Linked DNA regions of Mus musculus: region 2 is linked to region 1. Evidence: chromatin loops called from intact Hi-C (ENCODE). Cell type or tissue: left cerebral cortex. All regions are shown on one strand. Each heading gives the region's core, and the rest is flanking DNA. Links, peaks and the distances in the headings are about the cores only. Region 1 overlaps Sema3d (sema domain, immunoglobulin domain (Ig), short basic domain, secreted, (semaphorin) 3D). Region 2 has its middle 250 kb from the start of Gm32266.

The links. Hi-C counts contacts between places; a loop is a spot of excess contacts. Peaks named below come from ENCODE experiments on the same cell type or tissue, not always from the same donor. Only the 100,000 strongest peaks of a DNase experiment are listed, where the experiment ranks them.
Region 2: a loop joins it to region 1, with 4 times the contacts of the local background. A loop is called at or near these places in 10 of 42 quality-filtered maps.

Annotation. Positions count from the first base shown.
Region 1 is chr5:12,548,062-12,556,414 of GRCm38, forward strand. It overlaps Sema3d (sema domain, immunoglobulin domain (Ig), short basic domain, secreted, (semaphorin) 3D), which reads left to right. Exons shown (of 18, transcript NM_028882.4): 11 at 5,017-5,161. Among named protein-coding and RNA genes, the nearest start is that of Sema3d, 170 kb to the left of the region's middle. In left cerebral cortex, for the core only: no CTCF peak of the experiment used is centred there; no DNase peak of the experiment used is centred there.
Region 2 is chr5:10,670,299-10,678,651 of GRCm38, forward strand. No RefSeq gene overlaps it. Among named protein-coding and RNA genes, the nearest start is that of Gm32266, 250 kb to the right of the region's middle. In left cerebral cortex, for the core only: a CTCF peak has its summit at 4,074 (motif pointing right); a DNase peak (open chromatin) is centred at 4,086.

The DNA of each region.
Region 1 (8,353 bases), core at 183-8,182:
TCCATCACCTGTTTGGATGTGTTTTCCTGTTTTTCTTTAATGATTTCTACCTGTTTGGCTGTGTTTTCCTGCTTTTCTTTAAGGGCCTGTAACTCTTTAGCAGTGCTCTCCTGTAATTCTTTAAGTGACTTATGAAAGTCCTTCTTGATGTCCTCCATCATCATCATGAGAAATGTTTTTAAATCTGGGTTTAGATTTTCGGTTGTGTTGGGGTGCCCAGGACTAGGTGGGGTGGGAGTGCTGCGTTCTGATGATGGTGAGTGGTCTTGATTTCTGTTAGTAGGATTCTTACGTTTGCCTTTCGCCATCTGGTAATCTCTGAAGCTAGCTGTTTTAGTTGTCACTGTTAAGAGCTTGTTCTTCAGGTGACTCTGTTAGCCTCTATGAGCAGACCTGGAGGGTAGCACTCTCCTTAGTTTCAGTGGGCAGAGTATTCTCTGCAGGCAAGCTCTCTTCTTGCAAGGCAGGTACCCAGATATCTGGTGTTCGAACCAGACTCCTGGCAGAAGTTGTGTTCCACTCACTAGAGGTCTTAGGGTCACGTGTGGAATCCTGTGTGGGCCCTTGCGGGTGTCAGGCGACTCAGCTGGCAAGGTATCCCGGGGCTCGAGTGGAGTGGAAGGAGTTTGTGCCCCAGATCAAGCCCGGGTAGCCTGCTTCCCTATGTACTGCAGTCTCAAGTTCCGCGCGATTGGATTGGGGCAGGCGCTGTGTTCCACTCACCAGAGGTCTCAGGGTCCCGTGGGGAGTCCCGTGTGGGCCCTTGCGGGTGTTGGGCAAGACTCTGCTGGCAAGGTAGCCCGGGGCTCGAGTCTCGAGTCGAGCGGAAGGGACTTGTGCCCCAGATCAGGCCCGGGTAGCCTGCTTCCCTATGTACCGCAGTCTCAAGTTCCGCGCGATTGGATTGGGGCAGGCGCTGTGTTCCACTCACCGGAGGTCTTAGGGTCCCGTGGGGAGTCCTGTGTGGGCCCTTGCGGGTGTTGGGCAAGACTCTGCTGGCAAGGTAGCCCGGGGCTCGAGTCTCGAGTCGAGCGGAAGGGCCACAATGCTCTTCTTAAAGTTTTTTTTTTTTTATAAATGTCTGAAGAGTTGTATTGTAAGGAACTGGGGTATAGGACCATGAGACTTTGCTAGGCAATTCCAGAATCCAAAAGGCAGGCTGCTGAGAAAAGGCAGGGAAGTTGAATTCTCAGCGTGGCCCAAGATTTCAACAGCACAATCTGTCGATATGTATAACTTATGACCTGACTCAGTCCACCCAGATTATTGAAGATAATCTCCCTAACATCAAATGATCGAGTCTTTTGATCATATCTATTAAATACATTCATATTAGTAATTAACCTCATGTTTGAATAGTTGGAGACACACCAGAAAGGCCACCACAGTGAATGTGGTTTGTCTGTGGTAGATAATGAGGCTCTCTGGCACTATGCCAAACTCTCACAGCTGGCTAGTCTGAAGACACTCAATTCTGTATTTTCTTACTTCAAGCTTTAAAAAGCAGTTTGTGTGTGTGTGTGTGTGTGTGTGTGTGTGTGTGTGTATGATGGTTATGTCTTTGTTTCTGTGGGTATTGAAACTTGTGTGTGGATGTCCATAAAGACCAGAATCAGACATCTGATACTTTAGAATTTGATTTACAGGCAGCTATCAACTGCCTAAAGTGGGTGTTGGGAAACTGAGCTCTAATACTCTGCAAAAGCAACAAGCACTTTTAACCCTGCCTGAGTCATCTCTTCTGCCCTACAGAAAATGCATTTATTCCTTGAAAACTTGCTTACATATAAGTCAAATAGTTATTTGCTTGTTTCCCTGGTAGTCATAGGCTAATACAGATGCTGTAAGCTACACACTCAGCCCCAAACTAGCATAGTTATATTAGATACTTTTCTTATCACTCTGACTGAATATCCCAGAGAACACTTATAAGAAAAATGAATCACCCTCTGAAGATTTTATCTATTATGGTAAAGCAGGAATGCTCTAGGAGCTTTCTCACACTTGAGATTTTAAAGCAAAGCAAACCCCGGCCAGAAGCAGAGTTGAGGTGTAATCTTCAAGGCCTACTTCCAGGGAAACACTTTCTTCAGTGAGGTTCCACCTCCCAAAATAGCACTACCTACTTAGGGCCAGTTATTTAAAACCAAGAGCATGTTAGGGATACCTCATGTTCACACTATTACAATAGCTAGAGGTTCTTTTAAATTTTCCTTCATAATTGCATAGTACACATATCTTTATCATTTCACCTTGTTTTTTTTTTTTCTTAGAAATCTATTCCTGCTTGTTCTTTTTACACCAGCATGGTTGCCTCTATCCCAATTACCACAGATAATGTTTACCCAGTCCCCTGAACATCCGTATTGTTTTTAGTCTACTTTTCCTAGACATGATTCAGTGACTCATCTGACCTCTGGCCACTCCACTGCACATATGAGTAAGCATATCTCCAAAATGAAGTCACAGGATAAAATTGTTAGATACCAAAAGCATATATGTGTAATGCTCATAATCAATGCTTTCTATATGTGTGGCCAAAGAGGTTGTACAAAGGAAACAAATAAATCAAGGACTGAATCCATTGACAAGGCTGTAGTGCATCATAAGATAGCGCATTCTTGACTTAGAACCTTATCATATCGCAAACTATCCTATCTGTACCCCTTTGTGAACTTGAACAGGTAGACATGGTTGTTCTGACAATTCCACTAACTTACCCTTTACGATAAGTTGGATAAGTTGCTAGTTCCTATCAACAAAGCCTGTCTGAAAGTTTCCTCGTCTTTACACCTACCTATATTCTCATCTGATTTTTGTCCTATTACATATCACTGATGCTCTCCCTTGACTTCAATGAGATTGTAGAGGTACCCACAAATTTCTTTTAAAGGTGTGTTCTCTACTGTCTTCATCCTATTTAATTTGATGACTAATGTTTGGTGTGTTAAAAGTACACAGCCACTTCCATTGAATGCCTGGAACACTCTTCAGTTTTGCATATATCTTCCCATAACTCTTTATCATTGTGCATTGGCATTAGCACTAGAGGACTTTGAGGTATTGCTATCGACGAGGAAAGAAATGACTCTGGTATCTTCCTTTAAATAAAATATTGCAGTTTTTAGATTTTTTTTTCTGTAGCAAGATGAGGAGAAATTGTCTATGGATTCAGAATACATTATAAAATAGTATTTGATTAATTATGAAACTGAAGATGGAAATATTTTAATACAGGCATTAAGAAGACAGCTTAAGAGCTGCATTTTGGGAATCAATTTTTCTTTTCATGTGCAATGCATTTCAAAAGGATGCAAGAGGAGCAATTGCCTGTAGTGGTTCAAGTGTCTCAGCTTTAGTTTTTTTGGCCTGTTTCCATCCAAAATCTTGCTTTGAAGTCAATGTGTTCCACACACAAGATTTAGATATGTTAGATATGTGCAAGGGAGACAGAGCCCCAAGATAGTGCTTTAATTTTTTTCTTTTCCTATCAAGTTTCTGCCCACCCAGAGTGTGAAGTTACACGTCTTTGTTCCTGGTGTTCTTTGTTGTTTTATTTTTAATGCTGCCATGAAGACTGATGTAATTTTGGAATTCAAGTCATATCCCTTATCTAGTAAGAAAAAAATGTAATTAACCTTTAATAATGGTGTATTATTTCTTTAAAATATAATAGGCAGATATATCACTATTATCACAATATCACTTTCCTCCTAGACACATGCTTACCATTGCCTTCTTAAGTTTCTCACTTATAATCATTCCAAGAATATTAATGACTGAGCTTCTCATGCTAAAGAATGATTAGTTTGTTTGTGTAAAGTCAGGATGATGTCATTTGGTCAGAAAGGTTCATCTTAATTTTAAGAATAGTCTTTGCAGAATGTCTTAGCCTTAAAGGAAATGCATTTTGCTTTCCAGAAATATAGCAAGAAAGAAATGCCAGACGTGTCCTAATGATTGTCATCTCTGTCTTGTAGAATTTCAGAATTCCTGTGGAAGTTTTACCTGTTTAGTATTCCTGTTGAAACCACAGGGTTGTGATCATATTCCGTATTAAGTAGATGGCTATAATTCATAATTCCTAAAATAAAAATCATTTTAACAAAATCATATGAGCAATATATTCAATGTCAAAATCTGGTATGTGCAATCACTTTGAATAGATGGATAATGGAAAGGAAGGTGGCTCAGTCAGTATTCACACTTGCCACACAAACCTAACACCATTAGTTTTGTCCCCTCAACACATACTTGAAGATTATAATGAAATTTGCCATTCACCCAGAACTACATGTCATATACAAACAATACAATAATATCAAACATAATAAAACATTTCAAAAGACAGATAAATGATCCTGTTTTTCTTGTATCCAAATATTTTAAACATAATGTAAATTTTATATTTAAGTGCTTTATAAGTATAATGATTTCAAAATTAACAATATGTGAGTAAGAATCATATCTAATCATTTCTACAATATAGTTTTTCTAGATCAATGTTACCTAACCTGAGGGTCATGATATCTTTGGGAGTCAAAGGACCCTCTCGCAGGGGTCACATATTAGATATTCTACATATCAGATATTTACATTATAATGAATAACTAAAAAAATTAGTTATGATGTAGCAATAAAAATAATTTTATGGTTGAGTGTCACCACCACATGAAGAACTATATTAAACGGTCACGGCATTGAGAAGGTTGAGAACCACTGTACCAAATGTTTCCTACTAAAAATTCGGTGTCAATGTGGACATTACCTGTTCCATGGTGATTCCTGATAATCCATTTGGCAGCCCGTTTCCGATGTAGGCTTCCCTTCCCTACCTGTAAGGTAGTTACCATCATCATGTCAGTCAGGATTACTTGCCTATAAGCTCGTTCAAGACACAAACACATATTTCTGCAGTGCCTGTCAACAACAGTATGCGATACATTTTCCACACATCTCTTAGGTACAGATATGTGTTCAGCAGGAGAATGAATGGGTCATCTTCCTCTCTTTCAGCTCCATCTTCAAAGGCTCTGCTGTCTGTGTGTACAGCATGGCTGATATCCGAGCAGTCTTTAATGGTCCCTATGCTCATAAGGAAAGTGCTGACCATCGCTGGGTGCAATATGATGGAAGGATACCTTACCCCCGACCTGGAACGGTATGTACCCAGCTAAAACCTGAAGTATTTTTCTAATTCCATATCCAATTCCTAATTCTATTATTACCAACTATGATACTTTTAAAGCCACATGTGCTGTTGATTTTGAAACAATTATCTGTTTATGGTGCTATGTTAGTATTTCCATTATTCAAATGAAGTTAAAGAATGTTGAATGATAATTTTAAGTACTAAAGAACACACTGGACTATGTTGTGATGCATTACAAATGTAACTCAGATATATCAATTTAGTTGTATTTAATGCAAATTTTACAGATTGGATGAAAATGCCAACTGAGAAATTGTTTTGTTCATACATGTCTGTGTATATCTTCCATACATCTCTAAAGTGTCTTAGTGTCTGGCTCTTTTTTTTTAAGACTTGATTCTTTAAAATGGTTCATTTAAATGATCAATTTTCTTGATATGCATATGTCTTCCTTTATTATGCTGAGATTTGAGATAATATACTATCCTTAAAGTGGAAGAAATTCTTAATAACCTCTAGTTCAAGACAGGTTGATGGCATATACTCGTGGGCACAGTAATCTGAGGCATGTAGTAAGACTTTGAACTTGAGACCAGCCCCTTTACTAGCATGAAAGGGGAGCTACAAGTAGAAGGAAAAAGTAGATGAGGAAGAGGAGGAAGACTTAGTCCAAAATTATTTTCAAATGGTACAAACCATATTTAAAGATAGATGATTAAAAGTAGAATGTTTTTTTTAGAATTTATGCATTTGCTTAAAAATAAAAAACCAAAAAACAAAGCAGGAGCTTGGGAGATGCTTCATGTAGCTGTGCAATCAGAAGGACCAGTGTTTAGATGCCTAGAAATCGAATAAAAAGCTGGATGCTGAAGTGCACACCCGTGATCCCACAGTGGGTGCTGTAGTGCATGCCCGTGATCCCACTGTGGAGGAAGAGATAGGAAGATCTCTTGGGCTTTCTGTCCAACCAATCCATCCAAATGCCTGAGCTTCAGGATCAGTGAGAGGTACTGTCTTCCAAAATAAGACATACAACAATCGAAGAAGACACCACATTGATACTGGCCTTCACATGATGAAGCACAGATAAACATGTGAACGCAGACATGCACACACATATAGATGCACAAAAATACCTGAAGTGCACACCTCTGTATATGCATGGTAAATGAAAGGTTCTTCAAAACTTAATATCAAGGAGGTTAGTGTCCTGTATATCTATTTAGATATTATTCTAAATATTTCCACCATGAAATTTAAAAATAATATCAAATGAAGTTTGCAATTGATATATATTGTACTTGGTATTTACTTTTCGTGTTTATTCTTAGAGGGAAAATAATTGGTTCTAGAACTTTCTTCTCTTCCTGGGTTCCTGTTACATAGCATAATTAAACTTGTATTATTTTACAACTATTTGTATTTTCCTCTCATTATTTCTCAATATAAATTTGTTTCTGGGATGTTCTGTCTTATTATTAGATATTTACTATTTTTAAGGATATCTACATATTTATATTACTTACTGTTTTGTCTTTGTAAAGAGGGCCTTAATCTTTCCAATTAGTCTAATGTAATCCAACATTGCAAGAACTTTCTGGAGAAAATGAGAAAGCACCAGAGATAGCCCATTGAGAGACCACAGAAATTTTTACATCTACATCTAGCTTCCAGAATCAGGGAGGTTTGGTAGTGTCACTTCCGTGAGTGAGAGGTTACTTTCAGGAGCTGGGGTGACTAATGGACAGCCACACCTTATGGTGATGACTAAAAAAGCCACATTTCTGGAGCTCCAGGGAAAACTTGCAGGTAGCTTTTCTTAAGTCTTCTCTTGGCCAGTAATTCTTTCCTGCTGACTGAACCCTGAGAGGGGCTTTATGGATCAGCTAAGTCATCAGAGCTCCTACAGCTTGATAAGTTTTATGAGCTTCCTGCATTGTATGGGCCAAAATCCTTCCTTCAGGTGGGAATGTCCTAATGAGCTACTTCCATCAAAATAGCTACACTAATGCTTAGGTTAGTCTGGAGGTCCAGTCCTTATGTATTCCAGGGTGGCCTTGTACTGCTGTAGGCTAACTGTATCTGTTAATTCCATCTTGGAAGAATAAGATTACTACCACAACTTTTTAGCTAAGTTTGAAGCAAGTTTTACTCAATATTGTCTGGGATGATGGACACCTAATAGGTCCATACCAGGATTTCCAGAGAATGGCCCTGAATTACGTTAATTCAGTGCTTATAAAGAGAAACACCAAAATACTGCATACTTCCCATATTTGTCCAATCCAAGGCAAGTATTCATCCTGATATGCTTTGTGCCTGTGTACCTCCATCCTACATGTGATCATGCACATCGTGGGCAGTTGGGGGCAATCCACGTTATTTATAGAAGTGAAAACATGTGGTATGTTATCTTATATGAACAGCCTGGAGCATTTCAGGAAGTTACCTGTCCTTGAGAAGGTGGGGCTTAAAGGTTTATCTGTTCTTAGGAAAGCTGGCTTACAAGTTAGAGATATTTTTGTGGGTTTTTTTTTATTTTTTTTATTTTTTTAATAGGGTTGCAGACCCCTTTAGCTCCTTAGTTACTTTCTCTAGCTCCTCCATTGGGGGCCCTGTGATCCGTCCAATAGCTTACTGTGAGCATCCATTTCTGTGTTTGCTAGGCCCCGACATAGTCTCACAAGAGACAGCTATATCAGGGTCCTTTCAGCAAAATCTTGCTAGTGTATGCAATGGTGTCTGCGTTTGGTGGCTGATTATGGGATGGATCCCCAGATATGGTAGTCTTGATGGTCCATCCTTTTAAGCACAATAATTAAATCTTAAAACATTATCACCTGTGGAAATAATTTTTTCAAATATTACAATTTTTTAACAGTCACATTTTAATTTCTCTCATTTTTATTATGAACAGAACAAGGAATCTGACTATGGCTTATTAAATTTTTATGGTTGCAAAACAATACCATGCAGCACAGGGTAATCGTTGTACAACAGGCATGCAGAGCTCATACTTCTTGCCTGAAAAGTTGTTCCCATAGTTTTTCCCCAACTCTCTTTATTCTCTTCTACCTATGCCTTGATAGCCACTTTATTGTTCTTTGGTTCTATGAATTGTACCTCAGTACCTTATATAGTAAGTAAGTGACAAACTTTCTGGGAATAGCCTGCTTACTCAAGGTCATCCTAAAAGCTTTT
Region 2 (8,353 bases), core at 295-8,294, 1.9 Mb before region 1:
AGTAACAACAAGATAATTATATGGGGATCACCACAACATGGAAGACTGTACTAGAGGGTCACAGCATTAGGAAGGATGAGAGTCCCTGATCTAGAGGAAGCTGTAGAACACTTGTAAAGTCATTTCTCCTGAATTAAAACATTCTCTCTTGAATGGACAAACTAAGAAAAAGCTCAGAAACTGCAGAAGACCCATGCTCACCATATCTGTCCTCGTGTTTCTGTAAACAATAGCAACCGTATGGGGGCACAGAAACTCTTGAGTGATGAGGGACGCTTCATCTCTCAGGTTGGGGTGAGGCTTTCATTGAGTTCACTGCCATGATACTGTAAGTATCTCTTATTTTCACTCTTGTGGATGACACTCAGAAAGTCATTGGTACAGTTCAGATTTGGGTAGAATCATTTCTTCCATATGTTGTCCATACTATACCTGAGGTAAATAGATATTTATTCCTTTATTCCTATAAAAATTAGCACCATAACCCATGGAATCTTAACGTTGATTTGGAAGAAGGAAAGGAGGAAGTGTGACAGAGGTAGAGGAGAGGGAAACAGTTACACAAATAAATAAATGTAGCAAATGGTTAAAATGCTTGCATACAATATCACATTCACTTTTAGTACTTAAGTTTATCATCAGTGACAGTACTGCTTCCAATCCAAAAGATTCTACCAGTCGTGAAAAAATGTATTTAAAAGATTTGTTTGTACCTAACCATCTTAGCATTTGTCTTGCATTCTTCCTGGCATGGCCTTTCTATGCTGATTTGTCCCACGGCATATTTGTGGGCTGATGGACACTGAATACTTCTTTGTGGGCTTCTTTGGCGCATAGTTATTTTGCACAAGAAGCATATCAGATCCAAGTATGTGTCATTTTGGTTATCATCTATGAATAATATATATGTAAAATGAATACAGCATATAAACATAAAATAATAAAGAATGGAAAATAGTTCTTGTGTAGTGGGAAAATTCTGGATATACATGAGCTCAGTGTATGTCTATTCATTTGAAGACACATTAGTTATTGGATTTGTGAAAAATATCAGAAAGGCTTTTATTTTACTTCTGTTAGTAATCCTTATCTCATCTGTCAATTCTCTAAATAGGTTGCAGGACCTGAGTGCAGAAGTCAGTCACCAGAAATGCCCATCAAGTGAATTAACTCTTTTCTATAGAAGACCCCAGAAAAAAATACAGTTAAATGACAGTAAAAAATATTTGGCAACATGGTATTAACATATTGTTTATACAGATGCATAGCCACATATCAAGATATATTATTTCACCAACCTTCAGTTTTGAATTCAAGGATTATATGATTAAAAAATATTTTCATAACTCATGAATAATGGTAATGAAGTTTTATCCATCATATCATTCATTTAGGTTTGTGATAGATAGAAAGCAAAAGAGCTTTGTCTTTTTAATTCTTAATGTCTGTTCTCCTCATGAATAGGCAAGAGAAAATTTGTTACCTTATTCAAGGCTTACAGTTTTAGAAATTATTCACTGCAGTTCAGTAAAATTCTCCAACATAGTCACCATTTCTCAATCACTTCCTAAGCAGGTTAGTTTGAGGCCTACAGAGTTAGCACACAGATGTAAAGTGTGAAGTAGACACATTGAGGTCAAAAGGCAGGTGGCAAGGGAAAGCATGAACAGCCACAAACCAGCCCCTGACAAAGAGAATGTGTGCAGATGTCTACCTACTAAAAATGATGCCTTGATCTCATTCCATCTGTCATTCCAGCAGGGCACGAAGGAAATCTTACTAATCTCAAGAAACACCTAACCACATTTTATGATGTTCTGGCTCAGTCAATGTCATGGATACCATAGCAATGTTCTCCAGTTATTTTCCCTCCTTGGAGCAAATGTATAAACTGCCCCTTTGTTCCCACACAGTCATTGCATTGTTTGGAACCCCTAGTAGCACTGAAGCCCATTCCCCTGTGGTGACTGATAAATCACTCTCACGCACACATTTCTGCTGCATATCTTCAGGTTTCACTGAGGACCATGATATTAGTAAGCAGAAGGATAAAAGTACCTAGTGTTTTGATGTATGAATTCATTCCCCCAAACCGCTCACTTTCTTGTTTTCCTTTCAAGGAAGACTTTAAAGGACCATTTTGAAAAGACTTTTTTCTTATTTAATACTCCCATATTTTGTTTTCACTTTAAAATTAAAGAATGAATTTCATTGATATTTCTCATGGAAATAAATTCACAATATAAAACAGAGCAACAACAAAGCACTTCCCATAAACACAGTTGCAGAGTACATTTAGTACGTTCTTACTCTCCTAACACAAGAAATTATGTATTTTGCTGTAGAAGTCATAAAGAAAGCACAGAATTTTCATGTATAATTCAACTGAGGATATATTATCAGACTCGGGAGTAGTGGGATTATTATCCCACTACTCACTCTTCTCTAGTGAGTGTGCAACTCATATCACAAAGCTCTCATGCTTTTCCTAAGATGTGAAATATGGGCAATGCTAAATTTAGTAAGAACTTACTAAACAGTGCCCCTCTGCAACTGTGTTTATGGGAAGGGCTTTGTTGTTGCTTTGTTTATATTGTGAATTTATTTCCATGAGAAATGTCAATGAAATTCATTCTTTAATTTTATGCTCATTGTCTTGACATCAGTGTGAAAATATTCACACGTTCAACCATAAAGTTTCAGTGGATTAAATATATTACAGTTTATTTACTAACTCCAGAAACTTTAAATAGTGTTTCTTGACAGAGTTATAAAAAGAACAATCATATTATATTCAATTTTTAAAAGGTTTATAGACGTCAAAAAGGAAGAAACAGTCACATAATATTTTAGACATTTCTAGTATGTTTTATAATAGGAAATTTTAAAAGATTTATTTATATTATATGTGCATGAGTGTTTGCCTGAATATACTTATATATGCCAAATATTGTCTCTACTACAAGTGGAGACTGGAAAATGACTTCAGAAGCCCTGAGGCTAGAGTTACAGACAACTGTGTGCTGCCATCAAGTTTTTTGGAACCAAACTAGAAACAAGTGTTCTTAGCCACTGCGCCATCTCTCCATTCCCTGGGGAAACTTCTAAAAATTCATTTTAAAATTAGAATATAACAGCAACAACAAAAAAAATAAGGGAAGAGGTTAAAGTGACTCATGACTTGAATAGATAAGATAGAAAGCAGGTGATTCTACAGAACTTTTAATTTTTTATTTGTTCTTCGGCCATTGCAACATCTAATACTATTTCTTTGAAATATCTGTAATGCAAGTAGGCAATATAAATAACAGTTGACAACACAGGTAATTTTTATGATGAATCCTGATCAAATCTCATCTCTCTTACTTAGAGTTAGGTAACTTATAATGGTTATTTAATTTTTTTCATTCTTCCATTTGTACCTCTGTTTCTTTATCTGAAAACTAGGATGATCATGTGCCTTCATTGTTAGGGTCAAATACATTTAGTGCTAGAAAGTGTTCCAGTAATGCTTGGAAAATTATAAATACCACAAACTGGTAAGTATTGTTATCTCTATATTTATGTTTTCTTCAGAATCTCTACTTGAAATATACCAACCATAGACTATTCACAACTAAGTTAATCCTATATACTTTAACACATAACACCAATGACTGCCTTGCATAAATATTAGCTTCCATAACACTATTTCAAATGTGTTGCATAGTACATTTATCATGTAAAATCAAAGTAGTAAATAAATTTGTTTCCATTTTGCATATCAGAAAATTCCAACATCCTGTGAAAAGCTCATCTACTAATGGTACAAGTTCAAATGGGATTTGAAGTCATGCACACTGTTCCTGAAGTTTGCACTGTGAACTTGTGTTGTCTTTCAGTGTACACTATGCTAGGATTAGATTAGATCTATGATATTTAATTCTTACTAAGGGAGATAAAAGGTGATGTCATTTTTCAAATATTCTGGATAAACATTTTATAAAACATTCTTTTAATGACTTACTAAAAAACAAACTCTTGAGTTCTGAAAGTCATTAATAGCTTTCTGATGTTTCTGTCTTAGCAGACTTGCCACAAGATGGCAAACTTCACTAAGAAGTGCTCACTAGCTCAGGTGCAAACACATAATTAGCTGTCATTGAACACAGCTGGGTAGATAACAAAGACCTTTTGTACAAACTTTCCTGAAAATATAGACCGTAATAATTAGGTTAAGTCAGGGCTAACAAACAATATAAATGATATTAAAACCATTTATTCAAAGCTCTACCTTGTGCTTCTATTTGTCAAAAGCATTGTGGCATTTTATATCTTTTAACATTCTATTATCAAGATCAAAGCTCTTGGTCTGACTTTACATTCTTTCACAAGAAATATTTTGATTATAAAAAAAGATTATATATTCCCTGGAGAAAAGGCTCTTTCAATGCACCTATCCATATGAGTTCTTAGGATGGAATAAACATTAGAACTGTTCTGTAGCCTGTCACCGTCACTACAGCCCATCAACACTGTCAGAGCATTAGTGAAAGACTAAACAGTAAGGCAGAAACGCTGATAATTCAGACAGACAAAAGTCTGAACCCAAGAACCCAATCCATTATTGGCAGATGTTGAAAGTTAATCCTATGACGAAAATAACTATTTCAACTATTTCACATTTCTAGGTACAATGGTATTAAAGAGTAGAATAAAAACGCCATAACATACATTACAAAGGCCACAAGCACATTATCAAAACAGCCCACTTCAAACTACAGATCAAGCAGAATGGATGTCAAGGTCTCACTTGCACTTGAAATGCTTGGCTATGGCTAAAAAAGATTTTCATATTTAAGTGACAACTTCCTGTGAGGGAGCAGAGCTGCTCTGAGGTTTGTCAGTTCTCTTTAAACTGTTGAATACAATTGTCAGGCAAATATAGAATGGTTCTCTATCAGTGGGGGGTCAGTGAAGTCATCTGTGGTCCAAATGTTCTCTCCATAGACTCTGAGATACTGAGTCTGTAGCAGTCTCAGCTCTGGCCAAGCTCTGGAGTAGCAAATGGATTTGAGAGATTAAATGTAAATCTCCTGTGTGTGAAAGCTAGGTTTAGGACTACTGTGCTGGCTGTATGGAGATGGAGCCCTCAAATCACACCACAGATGAGCAACTGTAATGAAAGCTAAACCTTACACAACTTTTGTTCTCTTAGGAGGAAAATGGACATTTTGAGACACAAAGATTTTATACTTGATGCACACATACACTTACAGTTGTTTACATTTCTCTTTGGATCTATTTGCTTGCTTATTCAAGAGGGTTGAGTTTAGCTCTCTGTGCTCAGATCTTCCCACTTTGTTTAGTAGAGCCCATTTACACTTACTTCTGGTAAACTTAGTTCATCAAAAGCTTTACCAAAACCCATAGATGGAAGTTTTCTCTCTGTAGTATCTACATTCAAATTATAACCTTCTGCAGTGCAGTGGCCAGTAGAGCAGATCTTTGTTTGTTTGTACTGGTATGATAGTTGTTGAAGTAGAAAGTTACGATTTCCAATTCAGGAAACATGTAGACATTGTGCAGAATTTTAGTACAGAGTATATTTTGAAATGTTTTGATAATGTCATAAGAATATAGAGGAGTTAATGGGTTAGCAGTGTATGGGAGAGAGTGGGAAGTGAAGGTAATCAGAATTCACAAAATGCATGTGTGGAATGAACAAATAATAAATTAAATTAATGTTAAAAAAGTACTATGGCCAAATTCGCTAAACACTGGCTTGGAGGGAAAGACCTGTTAGTTGATCTTGTTGTATCTGCTTCTTGTCATTTTAATACACATTAAATAATGAATAAAAACAAGGAAGAAAAAGATAATCTATGGCTTTTCCACTAAGAATAAATTGTGAATAATATATATTAAATAAACTATAACTAGTATAATTAATTCACATTTATAATATTTACTCCTGACTCCTGCTATATCTATTCCACATGTTAAAATTTCATATACTCTGTCTTAATTTATTAGTAACCCACTAATGAGACCAATATGTGCTTCCCACATACTTCCATGTACAGGGTCATCGTTTTAGTTAGGGATTTATTGCTGAGAACAGGCACCATGACCAAGGCAATTCTAATATTTAATTGGGCCTGGCTTACAGGATCAGAGGTTCAGTCCATTATCATCAACACAAGAGTATGACAGCGTCCAGGCAGGCATGGTTCAGGAGAAGCTTAGAGTTCTACTTCATCTGCAGGCTGCAGGGAGACAAATGGAGGAGGGTCTTAAAGGCCATGCCCACAGTGACACACTTCCGCCAAAGAAGGCCACACCTCCACATAGTGCAACTCCCTGGGCTATGCATATTCAAACTACCATAGTCCTTCACTAGATCATAGTTGACCTACAAGGGTGCACACCCTTAAAGGAAACTTATCCACCCACTGAAGCCACCAAGTTCCCATACCTATAGTTAAGGTTGGGAGCTTCTTTCCATGCTAGAATGTTGACTTGCTTGATCTTATGCAGACAACTTGTAGGATTTCCAGAATGCTACAATCCTGTTATGTCCAGAATACCCTATTTTGCTCCAGTGTTCCCCAGCCTTTAGCACTTACAATCTTTCCCCCTTTATTCCATAATGATTCCTGGACTTTAGTTTGGATATATAGATATTCTGTTTGTTGCAGAACTCTCTATGGTGTTAGCTGCTATTAACAACCTTGTTATGCACTTTAACCAGTTGTAATTTTCTGTGTTGTCCACAGCAACTTCTTTGATGAGTTCTGTGAGCTATGAGTAGACAAATACAAATTTAGAAGACAGTGGTATATTATGGATCTTTAGTAGAATAAGAATAGTAAATACAGCATTGAATCCTGTTTTTGCTCCTACCATGGAAAACATTATAAATTCAGTGAAGTAACCCAGATCAAGAAATGTGTCATATATTTATTTGTATGTGAATTTTTGTTTCAGGATATTTGATAATGCTGTGAATCCCAAGATTATGCTACTTATTGGAAAAAATCCATTTCTTGTTCTGTGTCTCAGCCTTAGCACACATCATTAATCTAAGAGCCTTAGGTATACTGTACACAAGATTATATAAAGTACACCATAGAGCAAGAGGCAAAGAGAGCAACCAGCTGACTGAGAATGAATATATGGAACAATATAGAAAGTAATAGTAGCTCAGGAGTATGGATAGAGAGTCAAATAGTACCAAGGAGGGCCATTGATTTGGAAGGAGTTTGGAGATGGTGTGGAGAACAAATGCCTTTTGAGGATGTTTGCTGTGGAGGAAAGTCAGCTGGATATTTTCTCTGCTTATTTGAGTTAGCAGATTTTCACCCCAGCATCTGGCTCTTAAGTCTTCGTTGGTAAATCTAAGAATTGAAAATTTGTTAAAAACACAATTTTGCACTCAAATGCATGGCACAACTACAGGGACAAAGAAATCATGTCAGTTGTAGACAAACTGAGATGCCATTAGATTTGGTAAGTCACTTGCTAAGCCTTCAAGAAGCAAGTTAGAGAAGGAAAATACCATAATACAAGGCATTAGAAACATATACAGTGGTCTTTTAGATGGCTAGAAAATAGAAGCAGAAAATGAAAAGCTAAATGACTTCATTGAAATTGGCTCAATAGTGCTATTATGATTATTATAATTTTGATATTACATATTTTATCTTTAATATCAGTAGTGGCTTTCTGTATCCCCTGACTGATAAAAGCTTTAGAATTCAAAGTCTCTTCCAAGATTCATGAGATCTTTTTATTGTAGTCCCTCATAAAATCAAAATCAAAATTCAGATCACAAACTTTGAACATCATAGAATATACATTACTATTCCAAAATATCATAGTAAGGAAATATTGAACAACAGCAAGATCAAAAGAGAGCTGGGAAAACTCTGAACTATAAGTCTCCATGTCTGATGTCCAACTATTTTCAGCTTTGGTGACTGAAACACAATTCTTTCTCTTGGTCTGGTTCCACACTCTGTTAGCAGCTGTCCCCATCATCTCTGGCATCTCAAACTTCTTGGGATCTCCACGGCAACTTTAACTTCATAGCCTCTTCTTCCAACGTCTAGGACCCACATATGATCTACTGGGCTCCTTCAAAGGTGTTAGGCCACTTCTCCAACTCTGCTATCTGTAGCACTCTTGGCCCAGAATGACTCCACTCCATTGCTGTTGCTGTTCTTGGTGATCATCCTACAGTACTGGCATCTCCAAAAATGCTGGGATTTTCTTATAAAACTAGGTTGCACTTTCAACAATACCTTCTTATAGGTTCCCTTCATGGTGCCAACCCTCAATTTCTTTGCCTGATCCCTTCAGTCCTGGGCTT